Regions from separate parts of the Homo sapiens genome. Here region 1 is linked to region 2. A link is a loop called in an ENCODE intact Hi-C map of the cell type or tissue named here. Cell type or tissue: dorsolateral prefrontal cortex. All regions are shown on one strand. Each heading gives the region's core, and the rest is flanking DNA. Links, peaks and the distances in the headings are about the cores only. Region 1 overlaps LOC105374951 (a long non-coding RNA gene). Region 2 has its middle 16 kb from the start of STMND1.

The links. A loop is a pair of places that touch in the nucleus more often than their neighbours do. Peaks named below come from ENCODE experiments on the same cell type or tissue, not always from the same donor. Only the 100,000 strongest peaks of a DNase experiment are listed, where the experiment ranks them.
Region 1: it touches region 2 in a loop (2.9-fold over the local background); 3 of 110 quality-filtered maps call a loop at or near these places.

What each region holds. Positions count from the first base shown.
Region 1 is chr6:17,027,861-17,036,200 of GRCh38, reverse strand. It overlaps LOC105374951 (a long non-coding RNA gene), which reads right to left. Exons shown (of 3, transcript XR_926534.3): 3 at 1,976-2,362. Among named protein-coding and RNA genes, the nearest start is that of STMND1, 70 kb to the left of the region's middle. In dorsolateral prefrontal cortex, for the core only: CTCF peaks have their summits at 2,809 and 3,039; DNase peaks (open chromatin) are centred at 2,650, 3,070 and 4,060; H3K4me3 peaks cover 2,268 bases; H3K27ac peaks cover 3,354 bases.
Region 2 is chr6:17,082,363-17,090,702 of GRCh38, reverse strand. No RefSeq gene overlaps it. Among named protein-coding and RNA genes, the nearest start is that of STMND1, 16 kb to the left of the region's middle. In dorsolateral prefrontal cortex, for the core only: CTCF peaks have their summits at 3,930 and 4,131 (motif pointing right); a DNase peak (open chromatin) is centred at 4,092.

The DNA of each region.
Region 1 (8,340 bases), core at 32-8,031, 54 kb after region 2:
AATGGGACAGCCTCTGTGAGCCTGTGCTTTATGGCTCGTGGACATACAGATTCCTATAGAACAGCACAGCACAATCAAGGTTGTGTGTGTGTTGGAGGTGACAGTGTCTCTGTTTGCAGTGTGACTGTCTGCATGTGAGGGTGTGTGGCAGAAGCGGCTTTTGTCAAAGTCCCCTTCTTTTTGCTCACTTTCTGGATATTGCTCTATTTTTACAGTGATGCTGAGTTTTACAGAGTTGGCCCACTGCCCGCCTTTCTTAAGTAGGCATAAAATCTGCATTCCTTCTACTTTTTCTTCCTGAGTCCTAACAGTTTAAGAAGTTATACCCATAGGTCATGAGTGCATGTGGAGGTGCTGGTTAGATATCTCTGCTTGAGAGAATGGACAAAATCAGAGAAGAACAGAGGGCTTTGCAAGGCACTGAGAAAATAAATGCATAATATACAGCCAAACAGAAGCAGAAAGTTCCCAGGAACAATCTTACCTTAATATACAGCAACTCTGCCCTCAACTCTTCCCCTCCGTACCTTGCTCATTAGTCTCTGCTATGCACACACCAGATGTTCTTTCATTCATTAACTAAACATAGTTACTGAGTCCCTGCTATGTGCCATTCTACATGCTGGAGATAGAGTGTTGAACAAGACAGGCAGGCTGTATGCCTTCATAGCAGTGGAGGCAGACAATAAACACACTAAAGTTGAGATGACGTCACAGAGCGCCGTGTGCCTTGTAACTGTAGAAGCTTAATTAACACTTACTGAGTGCTTACTCTGTCAGATGTTGATTTACATGATCTGTGTCTGTTATTCACATAATCCTCTCAGAAGTTTTATGCTGCAAGTGAAAATATTATCATCTCCATTTTATAGACGAGAAAACCGAGGCACAGAAAGAAGGATTAGGTCACTTTCCAAGGTCACACTGTCAATAAGTGGTAAAACTAAAAGGTAAATACGGATCATCTGATTCTTGAGTCCACATTCTTAATGATTATATCACATGAACTTCTGCACTGCTTGAAGGACAGACAACAGGCCAGCATAAAAGTAGAAAGTGCTGGGTGCTAAGAGGCAGTGTCTGGGTTGAAGAGCTTGCTTTAAATCGGGTGATCAAGGAAGACCTCTCTGAGGAGGGGGCATTTGAGTTGAAACCTAAGTAATGGGAAGTTGTTGAACATGCAAAGATGTGAGGGTAGAATTTTCCAGGCAGTGCAGTCAGCTAGTCCAAGGATGCTAAGGCAGAAAGAACCTGAATCGTTTGAGGGACAGAAAGAGGGCAAATGGGGTGGTCATGATCTTTGTGAAAAAGGGATCCAAATTTAAAAGAGAAAATTCTGGTTTACTATCTTATCAGTTTCTTCATCTATACAAAGGGATGACATGTTTCTCCAGCAACTATTTGGTTACTCAGTGGAATAGTTCTTACAGGCAAGTCAGGATAAATGCTTGATTCTTTCCCCCTTGCAATTATTATCTTTATTAAAGCTCAAATTGTTCCATATTTGACCTTACCCTCTTGTTATAGAATAAAAAGAGATCATGGTAGCCATTATTATAATCACCGTTATTAATAACACATCCATAGTAAATAAAGCCTGGCCAGCTTGCCTTTTTTCATAAGAACATGACCCTGTTCTAGTCAATGCTTAATCAGAAAGGCACTGTGTAGCGAGCACAACAGCCATGTAATTTGAAGTTATCACATCTAACTTGTAAGGTAACTATTCTTGTCATCATATAGATAAGGAAATGAAGGCTCTCAGGGGTTGAATAATATTACCAAAAACAAATATCTAATGTAAGTAATAAGACCGCAATTTTATTTTTTATTTTTTTGAGACAGGGTCTCTCTCTGTCACCCAGGCTGGAGTGCAGTGGCACGATCATGGCTCACTGTAGCCTCAATTTCCCAAGTTCGGACGATTCTCCTGCCTTAGCCTACCGAGTAGCTGGGACTACAGATGCACCACCATGCTCAGCTAATTTTTGTATTTTTTGCAGAGATGGGGGTCTCACTATGTTGCCCAGGCTAAGATTGCCATTTTAACTCAGTTTTGTCTTGCTTCAAAGCACAAAGTGTTTCTTCTATACCATACCTCTTTGCAAACTCATCCGGAGCAGGCAGGGAGCAATGGTTTTATCTATATTGTAGTATCGCCTGCAGATGCAGACACTGTGATAAATCTTTTTTAGATGGAGAATCTGATGAACATGATGATAATACCGGAATGATGATGATAAAGTAGAACAAAGTGAATTGGAGAAATGAATTGCTTCAGCCATGTTCCTGTCCTCAGGTGTTCAGCTGCTTCTGATAAAAGCACAATCTTCCACTGCAGTTAACGCTGTGTAGGCTTGGCCTGAGAGAATCAAGAATAAAGCTGATTGCAAACTTGGTGCATAACAGAGAAAATAAAGACATCATTTACTGACTGATTTGGACTAAGAAAAGATGTATTTACTTGCAGTTTATTATGTTGAATGTGACAGGCATACATTTGTGCTTTTTATTGAATGATGACTTACTACATACAGGAATTGGTGCAATTTGTAATGCAGATTATGTTTTTAAACAAAAAAGGGTGCAAATACACTGATGGCTGTCACATGACTCGCTCTGCACTTCTCAAAAAGTGGCTGGAGCGTGGGCGGAACGACAAATATACCCTAGATGCACAAATGTAATTTCCAAAGAAGAAGATTCTGGGCAGCTTCCAATTCAGTCGGGCAGATTTAGACAGAAGAAATCCATGGCTAAGAAAAGCTAAGTATCCTAAAATAGCAGGAATTGGAGTAGGATCATGTGAATCACTCCCATTAACTGCTGAGATGCCTCCAGACAGAGCAAGAAGAGCCACAGCTAAAATCAGGATGTGGCGTGAAAGCGTCCATGTTGGATCTCTGTAAGATTCCTAAAGTTAAATACCTGGGAATCCCATTTTTCTTCTAATGATGGGAGGTGGGAGCATGGGAAAGACGGAGGAATCTCCATTCTATGTGAAATGCAACGGAATGAGGGCTTGGCTCACAGCTGATTTTCTGAGTAATGAGTTTGGTGACCTCACCAGCTTCTAGGCATTGGGCCAGATCTTGTCTCGTGATGCACATTTGTACAATTCCTCGAGGATGCAGACTTGGGTTTTCCACTTGAAGTGAGTTTGTGAATTTACAAGTGGGCAGGCTTCAGTCTATTTTCCGTGATAATCAACCATCATATTTGTTTCCTTCAAAACATAACTGCAGTTAAAACATCCTAGTTTCTTTGAGATAAAGGCAAATTTTATTAATTGCTTTTCTTCATCTGACTGTTTGGGCTTTACAGCTCACTTCCTCCAGTGATCCAGCCATTAAGGAGTGTTCATTCATGCTAACAGCTTCCATTTAAACTGCTTGTGACTAATATTAGAGGGAATGGATGATTAAAGGGGCAACCCATGCAAATATTTGAAAATAAATAGAAACGTTTTTATTCCGAGGCTTTTATTTGCCTTGAGGGAAGGCAAAGCTGGGCATGACATAATTTTCAAATTATGTTTCATGGCTTTTTCATCACTTCAAATATGAGTCTCTTTTGTTTAACAGAGATGTCGTGGCCTGGGAAAAATGACACGTCAGAATGGTTTCTTCTCTTACGATCTTGGCGCTTCACAATTAGTAATAATTCTGCTATGGAGATTTTGACTCTGACCTCCCCCAGTTGGTAATTTACCATAGACAACTTTCCCTCCTAATAATCTGTAGGGCCTACCCCCTAGCTCACACCTGTTGGAAAGCCCTGGCTCTTGTGCGAGAGCCCCCCAGTGCATTTCAAAGAAAGGCTCAGCTTGCCAGCTCTTGTCAAAAGTTATCACAGACCGCGATTCCATTTAAGGCCCGGGCGCAGCATCAGAGGCCAGAACAACTCTACGTCTATACTGCAAATCCCTGCCCAGCGAATTCATGCTGCAACCAGCGCACAGCAGCGGGCCGGCGCCTGTTTTGCACGGTGGTGAGGCGGCGGGTCTATTTTTAGGCAGCTGATGGTAGATTTGCCTTCCACAGATCTGCTTTCCCCCCTCTGATTACAAAAAGAGGGCCTGCGTCTGTGCAAATGAAAATCAATGGGTGAGCCAAGGAGTGCCAGCGCGCTCTGAAGCCCTCTTTGTTCCTCAAAGGCTCCAAGCCTCTGTGCGGCGATGCCCCGCCTTGCCTCAGAAGCTGCCTTGCCTCAGAGGCTATTTGGATGCAGAGGTGTTTTGACCAAGGGCATTTGGTCTTGTTTTGTTTTGTTTTGTTTCATGTTCCAGGCAGGACATGAAATAGGAAAAAAGGAATGGAAATCGCCATTTCCACCCTCCCCACAACTTCCCTGCCATGACAACTCGCCGGCCTCGCGTGTACCTCCAGAGCCCTCTAGGACAAGCCTGGGGGCTGTGTGGGTGGCAGCAGCAGTAAGGAGAAAGAAGCGGGAAGAGAGGCACCTGCTTGTCCTCAAGTAGAAGCAAACGAGTGGCCTCAGTATCCTTTTCATTCTCCTCCTGAGCCACTGCCAGCTTGAGTGAACTTTCCTAGGACTAGTACTAGTGTCTGTGGGGAAGGGACTGCTGTAATAAAGTGCCACAGATGAGGGCTAAACAGCAGAAATGGATCTCTCACAGTTCTGCAGGCTGCAAGTCTGAGATGAAGTATCATCTGGGCTTGTTCCTTCTGAGGACTGGGAGAAAAAATCTGTCCCAGGCTTCGCCCCTGGCTTCTGGTGGTTTGCCTTCAGTCTTCAGCGTTCCTTGGCTTGCAGAAGCATCACCCCACTATCTGCCTTCATCTCCACTTGGAGGTCTCTGTGTGTGGATGTGTCTGTGTCCAAATTTCCTCTTTTTAAAAGGACACCGGTCATGTTGGATTAGGCCTGTCTTAATGACCTCATTCTAACTTGATAACCTCTATAAAGGTCATCAGAATGTGACCTTTTCCAAACAAAGTCACATTTGGAGGTTCTGGGGGTTAGGACTTCAGCATATCTGTTTTGAGAGGACACAATTCAACCCATAACAGAACCCATGTTGAATTTCTTTTATAAATTCTATCATCTGTGCAAGTGCAACCTCTAGCACATTAGTCATGATGCTCTTCCCCAATTCGGGGCTGCTGCTGTTCTTCATGGGGTGGGATGATGGGTGCTATTGGCATTCTTTGAACCTGGCATGCCAGAGAAGAGTGAGAAGTTTTCCTTGCCTCTGGCTTTATCTTTTCCACGCTTCTCTCTGAAGAGAAAAGACAATTCTGAGGCTACTAACTTGGCATTTGTGTCGAGGGTCAAGGCCCATAAGGGAAGGTAGGTTTATTCAGCCAGTGCTTGCTGTAAAGACCCACAGTAGCTGGCTGGCCCTGAAGGCAGAGCCCTCTGCTCCTACATAGGCAAAAGCAAATTGTACTGGCAGCTTCCCCTTCTCCCCAGATCTGCCACTCACACCTATGCACCCTCCTTCCACCTGCACACCAGAAAGGGTGGGGGAGTCGGCACTGTTGTGGGTGTCCCAGATCAGAACTCACTTCCTGAGTCTCAGGTTTGCAGGTGGTATTGTTTCTTACCTGCTGGACTCTGCATCTGGCCAGCCTGCCCACTGGACCAGCTCTCCAGGCTACGTAGATCAATAGGGACTACCTGATTCTTTATGTACATTTTTTTCTCAGGAATTTGATTCCTTAATTATCATAGTTACAACCAGATCCTACCTGGCAAGCAGCCTCTGGGGCTTGATCCCACCTCTACTGAGCATTTCAGTGTCCCCTCCTAGAACCTTTCTGTTTACCAGAGAGCCAACGGGGCAGTGGATGTGGAAAGAAATGGTTGTCTCGCCTTCTTCACAGGCTCATTGGCTGGAACAAAGGCTTGCTGTGACCTGTGTGATGTTTCACAAACATTAGGTGCTACTATAATCAGATAGACCTGATGACATAATATGCAATATAAACAGAACACTATATATTCTTGTCAACGTGTGGTTCTCAGGCTAGCCCAGTGCATTAGTCAGGGTTCTTCAGAGAAATGGAACCAACAGGATGTATATGTAGTAGATGGATATAAGGGGCGATTTATTATAGTAATTGGCTCATGAGATTATGGAGACTGAGAAGTCCTATAATCTGCTGTCTGTAAACTGTAGAACCAGGAAAACTGGTGGTGTAATTCCATCTGAATCCGAAGGCCTGCGAACTGGGCTAGCCAATGGTGTAACTGCCTGTTGAGTCTGCAGGCCCAAGAACTATAATAGGAGCTCTGATGTTTGAGGGCACGAGGAGATGGATGTCCAGGCTGAAGGAGAGAGTATTTGTCCTTCCTCCACCTTTCCATTCTGTGTGAGCCCTCCGTGGATTGGAGGATGCTGCCCACAGCCATCATCACTTAGTGAGTGATCTTTACTCAGTCTATTGATTCAAGTGCTAATTTCTTCTGGAAGCATCATCACAAACAACCCAGAAATAATGTTTTACCAGCTCTCTGGACATCCCTTAGCCCAGTCAAGGTGACACACAAAATTAATCATCATACCCAGTAAGCTATTGGTCATTTCCATTTACAAATGAAGAGATGTAGATAAGAATTTAAGTGAAGGTGCAGAGTCAGTAAGGGATCCAAAGTTAAGATTTTGGATTCAGAATTAGCATTCTTTCCAACGTTCCAGAAGGGATGGTCACAAAAATGTGCTGCTCAGATCTTCTGCTGTCATGAGTATATATCACCAATGGCCATGACTGCTGTACTCCAAGTCTATCTCTGTGTTCATGCCCAGGCCACATTTCCCCCAAGCTGCTACAGCCAGTGATTTTTCTGGCTCTGCAGGGTCCCAATGCAACCTTTTCCTGAGAAGGGCCAGTCTCCTCTTTCTGACATTAGCTTGAGGACTCCACAGTCACTGGATGGGGACTTTCTTGGAACTCTGCTGCAGTCTGAGATTCTCCCTGCCCCACCCTTCCTCCTCTTTTTTACAAGAGTCTTCCAGCATTGTGTTCTAAATACTGTCCCCACTTCTATGGACTCTCTCCTCTTTTTCCATCACAGACATTTACCCCAATAAATCTCTTGCATGGCTAATTCTGTCTTGTTATCTGCTTCTCAGAGGATCCAAACCAATGCACTAGGCTTCCCCTTTCTCCCTATAAAATGATGACTGCTAATGTCAATTCATTATTTCTGTAATATTTTTATGTACTCAATATTTTTAAGGATTGGATGGGTGGGAGGAAGGATAAAGAGGGCAAAGAAGTAAAGAAGCAAAAGGGAGGAATAGAAAACACTTACATGCTATGGTCTTTGCTTCCAAGACAAGACAATTGCACATGAATGAAACGTAAGGGAGACATAATATAGCTATATGATAAAGTGGCAACTTACGTGTAGAAGACTGTAGGAATAAGTGGAGATAAACAATAAGAAACCTGGAGTTTTTAAGAAAGATAAGTCACCAAGGAGATGGGTGAATGCCAAAAATTGGGCTTTGAAAGATGGGTAGGGCTGGGCACGATGGCACATGCCTATAATCTCAGCACTTTGGGAGGCCGAGGCGGGTGGATCACCTGAGGTCAGGAGTTTGAGACCAGCCTGGTCAACACGGCAAAACCCTGTCTCTACTAAAAATATTAAAAAATTAGCTGGGCGTGGTGGCGGGTTCCTGTAGTCCCAGCTACTCGGGAGGCTGAGGCAGGAGAATTGCTTGAACCTGGGAGTCGGAGGTTGTAGCGAGCAGAGATTGTGCCACTGCACTCCAGCCTGGGTGACCGAGTGGGGCTCAATCTCAAAAAAAAAAAAAAAAAGAAAAGAAAAGAAAGAAAGAAAGATGAGGATCTTTATAACTACCAGGTAGATGGGGTGGCATTTCAGGTGAGGGAAACAACATTGCAGGTAGAATAACTATGTCCCTTTCTGTCTGTCTTAGACCAGTCAGGCTGCTGTATCAGAAAACCATAAACTGGGTGGCTTACAAACAACAGAAATTTATTTTTCACAGTTCTAGGGACTGAGAAGTCCAACGTCAAGGCATTGCAGATTCGGTGACTGGTGAGGGCCCACTTCCTGGTTCATAGACTGCTGCCTTCTCATTGTGTCATCATATAGTGGAAAGGGCGGGGGAGCTCTCCAGAGCTTTTAAAAGGGCACTAATTCCATGTATAAAGACCTAATTACCTACCAAAGGTCCCGCTTCCTAAGACCATCACACTGGGGATTAGGATTTCAATATGTGAATTTTGGAGGGACAAAAACATTCAGTCCCTGGCATACAAAATACCTGGAAAATAGTGAGATGAACTCTAGGACTCTAGACATTCTGAGGTTAATAGACCAATTTGTGCCTCAGGTATC
Region 2 (8,340 bases), core at 129-8,128:
GTTTGCACGGCAAAGTAGCTGATAGGAGATAGAGGGAGAATTCCGGAGAGCTGCAGAGGATCCCCTTGAATATTCCATAGAGGACTGGTCAATACATGCATATGAGAAAGCTGCCTGAGGTTGGGGAAATAACTACAGAAAGGCCTAGAGGCTATAATAATCAGAGCTCTCACAGTGCTTGTTCTTACCAACCAGACCAGAAAACTCACGAGGGTTTGGCCTTGCTAGTGGGGAAAAATTAGCCCTACACTAAACATTGCTATGGTCCCACCTAACACATTGCAAAAGCAAGGACTGAACTAATGGAACTGCCTCTCAAAACAACGTTCAGGAATATTTATAGGAACACAAAACTATGTGGCACCCATAAGGTAAAACTGATAATGTCGGACATCTAATACAAAACTTAGCAGGCATGCAAAGAAGCAGGAAAATGTGACCCACAATTAGGAGAAAAATAAACTGATCAAAATCGACCCAGAGCTGATGTTCAAATTAGCAGATGAGGGCATTAAAACTTATTATTACTGTATTCCATATGTTCAAAGAGCTACAGGAAATATTAAATACAATGTATTTAAATAAATACACTGAGTAGAATTAATGATCAGTTAGACTTTGCGTAAGAAAAGATTAATGAACTTGAAGGCATAGCAAGAGAAACTATCCGAAATCAAACCTACAGAGAAAAAAGACTAAGAACAAAAATGAACACAGTGAAAGTGAACTGAAGAAAAACGTCACACAACTGAATATACATGTAATTGGAGTCCCCAAAGGAGAGAAGATAAGGTGGGGGCAAGGGCAGGAGGTGGGAACAGAAAAAATTTTGAAAAAATAATGGGCATCAAATTCCAAATTTGATGAAAATGATAAAATCACAAATCCAAGATACCCAAGGAACCCTTGGCACAAGAAACATTAAAAAAAAAAAACTATATCAAGGAACATCTTTATCAAATTTCTCAAAACCAGTGATAAAAAGAAAAATCTTAAAAGCAGACAGAGAAATAAAACATGCTATGTGCCAAGGTACTTTAAAGTACTAAGCATTGTAAAATATTGAAAGAAAAATGTGGCAACCTATACTTTTATACCCTGTGAAGATATCTCTTCAAAACAAAGGCTAAATGAATACGTTTTTAGGCATACAAAAACTGAAAGAACTCATCACCAGCAGACCCATATATAAGAAATGTTAAGTCCTTCAAGTGGAAGGAAAATGATACCAAATGGAACTATGGATTTATACAAAGGAATGAAAAACACTGGAAATGGTAACTACATGTGTAAATATGAGTTTTTCTTATTTCTTAGTTTTCTTTAAAGAGAATTCATTGTTTAAAGATCAATAATAACAATACAGTGTGGAGTTCATGGCATATGTGAATGTACAATATGTGATGACGATGACAGAACAGAGACCAGGAAGGGAGAAATGGAAACATACTGGAAGTATAATGTAAAAACCAGTAACGTGATCTCTGGATGAGCTCCCAACTATTTGGAAACTAAAAATATTCTATAAATAACCCACAAGTCAAAGAAGCAATCAAATACTGGGATAAGAGTCTTGACATCTGGGCTCTTTTCCTAGTTCTTTGTGAAATTAAACACCAGTGAATACCATGTTAATATTTTTCGAGGTATTGGAGTGTATTCGTTTTCTATACCTGCATAACAAATTTCCACAAATTCAGTGGCTTAAAACCACACATATTTATTTTCTCACAGTTTCATGGTCAGGAGTCCAGGCATGACTTCGTTGGGTCTTCTGCTCAGGGCCTCATGAGCTGCAATCAAGATGTTGGCTGGGGTCTCATCTGGGACTTGAGATCCTTTTCCAAGCTCATGTGATTATGGGCAGAATTCATTTCCTTGCAGCTGTGGAACTCACAGCAACTTGCTTCTTCAAGGCCAGCAAGAGAGAGCTCTGCTTCTCCTGTCTCCAACCTCTAGAGCCTCCTTTAAAGGGCTCAGGCCGGGTGCAGTGGCTCACACCTGTAATCTTAGCACTTTGGGAGGCTGAGGCGGGCAGACTGCCTGAGCTCAGGAGTTTGAGACCAGCCTGGGCAAGATGTTGAAACTCTGTCTCTACTAAAATACAAAAAATTAGCTGGGCGTGGTGGTGCGTGCCTGTAGTCCCAGCTACTACAGGAGGCTGGGGAGGCTGAGGCAAGATAATTGTTTGAACCCGGAGAGTGGAGGCTGCAGTGAGCCGAGATCACACCACTGCACTCTAGCTTGGGCAACAGAGCTAGACTCTGTCTCAAAATAAATAAATAAATAAATAAATAAATAAATAAATAAATAAATAAATAAATAAAATAAAAATTAAGGGCTCACCTGATTTGGTCAGGCCCACCCAGGATAATATCTCCTTCAATGAACTCAAAAATCAACTGATGTGAAACCCTAATTATATCTGCAGAATGCCTTCCCCTTTACCATACAGTGTAACCTGTTCATGAGTGTGACATTCCATCATAATCACAGGCTCTACCCACATCCAAAGAAAAGGGATTATTCAGGGTCATATACCAGGGGCCTGGAATTTTAGGGTCCATTTGAGAATTCCACCTGCCACAGAGAGACAGAAAAAGAGGGCAGGGGAAGGATATCATTTGTCAGTTGTTACTCACAATGTCTTCTAAGTAACTAAATATTGTTCTCCAATGCAAACAATGAGCTTTGACTGGCTTTTTGTTATTTTCTTCCTTGAGATCAACCATAAGGTCTTGAATAACTATAAGAATAATTACGGTAATGATGACAGCTACTGCCTCTTGAATGGTTAATACGTGCCTGGCATAAGTTCTTTACAACAAACATATAAGGTAGGTATTATTATACCCATTTTATGGATATAAAGGGAAGATCCCGAGGCTCAGAAATCCTTGAATAACTTGCCTTACACAGCTAGTAACAAAGGGATCAAGAATCAGAGCCAGTTGCTGTCTGATTCTTAATTCAGTGCTAGAGAGAAAAAAATGGGAATGCAGGCAGCAAGGAACCCTGGGTTCCACGCCAAGTTCTGCTTTGTGAACGACCATTTAACTGAATTGCTTTCATTATGGATAAAAGCAACTACCTCTGGCTTTTTGGAAATGCTTCTCTCTGTTGGAAAGAACATATAGCAAAAACTGCTATATATATATATTTTCAACTTGGCCAAAGCATTTTCTATCGATTAGACACAAAATTCCCCATATCCACCTTCTCCTATTTCATCTTAAAGGCTAGAACCAGGCTGTACAATTTTGAGTGGCTGAATTGTGTCTTGTGGGTAAGTTTCTGATTTGAAGAGTGAGTATGCATTTGGAAACATGAAACCGAAGTGCACAGGTGACACTTCCTAAGAGTGCACAGTAATTATCATAGGTAACTTCACCTGGCTGATGACTGGCAGTGCTTCTGTGATTTCATACATTTGAAACTTTTTTGCTGCCTGAAAGCCTAAGGCCATGGAAATGCTGCCTATCAGGTTGAACTACAGGTGTTCTCAAAACTGGGGATCGCCAACTGTTGTTCTTGGAGACCACATGGCTTCATGACTCTAGCTGTTTGCCAGACTGAATGATGCCTAAGAAGAGACAGAAAAGTCTAGGGGAAGGGGAGTAAAGGGTTGGAGTGGGTCACCCTAAAGACAAAGGTGTGGGTGGGGTTGACATAGAGACTTTCATTAAAAAAAATGCTCTCATGCCCTTTTTGTCTCTAGTTTTTGGTTTTTTTCTTATTCTTCTTGAAATAGAGCCTCACTCTGTCACCCAGGTTGGAGTACAGTGGCATGATCTTGGCTCACTGCAATCTCCCCCTCCCGGTTCAAGCGATTCCCTTGCCTCAGGCTCCTAAGTAACCAGGATTACAGGTGTGCGCCCCGGCTAATTGTTGCATTTTGAGTAGAGACAGGGTTTCACCATGTTGGCCAGGTTGGTCTCGAACTCCTGACCTCAAGTGATTCACCCACCTTGGCCTTCCAAAGTGTTGGGATTACAGGCGTGAGCCACCGCGCCCGGATTGTCTCTAGGTTTGTTTGGAGAGAAGCAAGTACCACAATCCTCCGGGAACATCCCGGCTGCTGTTTGAAGAGCAATAGCTCCCAGTCGGTCAGGGCTAAGTAATTAGCATAGCCACCAGGGGGCAATAATACCACAGCGATGATGAAATAGTAATAAGCTTGACTTTATTGTGTCCAAATCACCTACAAGAATAATCTTAGGTGAATGGATTTTGTGCTACTAATAGACTACTATACAATTAAGTACTAATACACTAATTACATTTCCGATTTAAAGTAACAATAATAATCAGTGTACACAGCCTGTACAGTCAGGCAGTCTTCTGTGGGGAAAATTTATCTGCTTCTGCTGTCTGCTCCCTTATAAAGAAATCCTAGCCCCAAAAGGGAGTGTAGTGGGAATTATGGGGCAGGGGATGTAAACAGGAGCAGGGAAAGGGGAAGCTTCCGGATAAGGAAGATGAAGCCCAGGCAGGGGGCAGTGGCTCACTCCTGTAATCCCAGCACTTTAATTGGGAGGCTGAGGCGGGTGGATCACCTGAGGTCAGGAGTTCAAGACTACCCTGGCCAACATGGTGAAACTCCGTCTCTACAAAAACACAAAAATTAGCAGGGTGTGGTGGTGCGTGCCTGTAATCCCAGCTACTTGGGAGGCTGAGGCAGGAGAGTGGCTTGAACCCAGAAGGCAGAGGCTGCAGTGAACTGACATCTCGCCACTGCACTCCAGCCTGGGTGACAAAGCAAGACTCTGTCTCAGAAAAAAAAAAAAAGGAAGATGAAGTCATGAGGAGTGAATTCCCCAGCATCATCTTCCTGGAAACAGGAATGCAGCCCCAAGACTCTGAGTCTCAGCTGCTAGGAACTCTGCGAGATTATGAGTCTTCTCAGTGAAGAGAGGGGCATTGCCTTCTCCATGTGCCCTCGGTGTTTAACAGGGCTTATTGGGTTCCCAACATGAGTAGGCACTGTTCTAGGCCCAGGGTGTATGGGAGAAATAATAATAATAATGCAGACATGGTTCTTGCCCCCAGGAAGTCAGGATCTAGTGGGGATACAGAAAATAAGTTAATTTTCAGACAAACATCTAATCACAAATCATATTAGATGATATAAAGGAAAGTCAAGTTACTACGAGATCATATAACAGAGGGGAGGACACTTAACCTGAAGCTTGAGGGAAGAGAGACACAAACAAACAAAAAAACAAATGGGGAAAGAGTGTTGTAAGTTGACCTTAAGGTATACTGGATTATATATAAAGAGGCTGGTGTCATTTGATGTAAGGTATCCTCTAGCCCACATAAAGGATTTGGGATTTTTATCCTAACTGCAATAATAAGTTTTGAAGGGTTTTATATGGATGATTGACATGGATCCAATTATATTTTTGTGAGATCATTCTGGCTTTCATCTGGGAAAAAAATTGGAGGCAACAAGAGTTAAAGCAGGGGGAATGATTAGGAGTCATTGGGTGATAATGAATGCTTGGTAGTGAGCATAGAGAGAGGTGTACAGATTTCAGATGCCTTTTAGTGAGACTCAGTAAGACTCGCTATTGTGCTGGATGTTGAGGGAGATGTCAAGGAAGACCTCAGCAGATATTTGGTATATGTCAGGGTGGATGTGGGTGACATTTATGGAATTGGGAAAGGCAGATCAAGGGTTCAGTTTTAGGCATAATAATTTTGGATGCCAAGAGACATCCATAAGGGGTTACAAGGCTGGAGCTCAGGAGGAAGGTATAGGCTAGAGATTCAATGTTAAGGATCATCAGCACAAAGCCCTTAGAATGGACGAGATTGCCTGGAAAAACAGCATAGAAAGAGAAGAAGAGAGGGCCAGCTACTCGGGAGACTGAGGCAGGAGAACTGCTTGAACCTGGGAGGTCAAGAAGGGAACAGAGACATGCAAAGGTGAAGGAGCTGCCTGATGTGTAAAAGAAAAACTAGGAGAATGTGGTTTCATGGAAGCCAAGAACAGATCTTTCACAAAGGAGGAGTCGTCGTCTGTGTCAAAAGTTGCTGAGTGATTATCTAAGATAAGGCCTGGAAAGGAGAATTGAATAAAGCAATGTAGAAGCCATTGGTTACCTTCCCAAGAGCACTTTCAGTTATGTGGTGGAAGTGGGAGCCAGATGAGAGGGTTCGAAGAGGAAATAGGCACACAGTACTCAAAAATAAATCACAGGTGGATTCAGGACTTATTTACAAATAAATGGAAGAATGTTTTCATGATTTTAGAGTAAGAAACAACTTCTGAATACATAAGAAAAGGACAAATCATAAAGCTAAGACTGATGAATTTGCCTACTTTTATATTAAGAATTTTGGTTTCTATTCAGTAGCACAATAGGGTGACTATAGTTAACAATAATTTGGCTGGGTGTGGTGACTCATGTGTAATCTCAGCACTTTGGGAGGCCGAGGTGGGCAGATCACTTGAGGTCAGGAGTTCGAGACGAGCCTGGCCCACCTGGGGAAACCTCATCTCTACAAAAACTGCAAAAATTACCTGGGCATGGTGGCATGCACCTGTAGTCCCAGCTACTTGGGAGACTGAGGCAGGAGGATCACTTGAGCCCAGGAGGTGGTGGTTGCAGTGAGCTGAGATCATGCTACTGCACTCCAGCCTGGATGACAGAGTGAGACCCTGTCTCAAAATAATAATAATAATAATAACTTCTCTATATTTAAAAATAACTAAAAGAGTAAAATTGGAATATTCCTAACACAAAGAAATGAAAAATGTTTGAGGAGATAGATACCCCAATTACTTCGATTTGATCCTTACATGTCGTACGCCTGCATCAAAATATCACATGTACCCCATAAATATATACAACTATTATGTACCCATAGTAATTAAAACTTTAAAAATAAAATTTTAAAGAAAGAATTTCTTTTTTATAAAGAAAGTGAAACACACAAGTTGATAATATGTATATTGGTGATCCTGCTATTCTACATCTCAGGATGGAAAGAAAATCTTGCCTGTATTCCTTGGAGACATGTATAAGGACGTTCATAGTAAATTGCTTAGAATGGCAAAAATGTAGAAAGAGTTCAAGTGACCAATCTCGAGAATTGATATGTAAATTGTGGTATAATTATTGAACCAAATGTTACGCAACAACACAACATGTAATTAAAGTAAATGAACCACATGGCTGCCTCTTACACATATAACATTGAACAAAAAATTCAATGTGCAGAAGATTACATGCTGTGTGTTCAGTTCCATAGAGTCCAAGAATATTATTTTAAAATATGACCATAAATATCCAAAGAGAAAGCTAAAAAAATGGAAAGTATTTGCCCTTGGTCAGCAGACTTGGACTTAGAGAGTAAGTAAGGGGACTATATTTTCAATAAATACTTTGTAGTAATATTTGAATTTTAAAAAATATATACATGGATTTTTAAAATACAAATGTGTGTATATATATGTATATATATATGTGTGTATATATATGTATATATATATGTGTGTGTGTGTGTATATATATATTTTGATTGTTTGTTTGAGGCAGGGTCTCACTGTTGCCCAGACTGGAGTGCAGTGGTACCATCACAGCTCACTGCAGACTCAAACTCCTGGGCTCAAGTTATCCTGCCTCAGACTTCCTTGTAGCTGGGATTATTGGTATGTACCACCACACTCGGCTAATTGTTAATGTTTTTGTAGAGATGGGGTCTTACTCTGTTGCCCAGGCTGGTCTTGAACTCAGCCTCAAGTGATCCTCCTCCTCAGCCTCCCGAAGTGTTGGGATTACAGGCGTGAGCCACTGTGCTTGGCCAGAAATAATTTTAAAAGTGAAGGGAGGTGAGGAAATGGAGGCTACATGAGGGACAGCTCTGAACAACTTTTAAAAATTTTAGATGACAATAATGAATTTTAAACATTTTTATTTAGAAACCAAGAATACATATAAAAGGGATTCAACCACAAAGGTCAAATAGATTTTTACAGTAAATCAGAATATTTTCAACGGGGGATGTTCTGATGACAAGATGTGGTTCCAGGATCTCCCCCAAATTCCTGGGCAAGCAACCTGTTTGCTCCTTTTTGCAGAGAGGGATACCCATGTGACAAAGTTTGGGAACTAATGACTTAGGCTATGGTGGGTGTGAGACTCACAAAGAAACCAAGCAGAGAATAGGAACCACATTTTTGGACTCCAAAGCATGTGATTTTTCTACCTTCCCACATAACATCTAACTCTTAAAGATTGCTCATTTCTGTGTTAGAATGTTCTATTAAAGCTACACTGTAAATGGTGTATACAATAATCAGGTATTTATTTTATCTAACAGACAATGGTG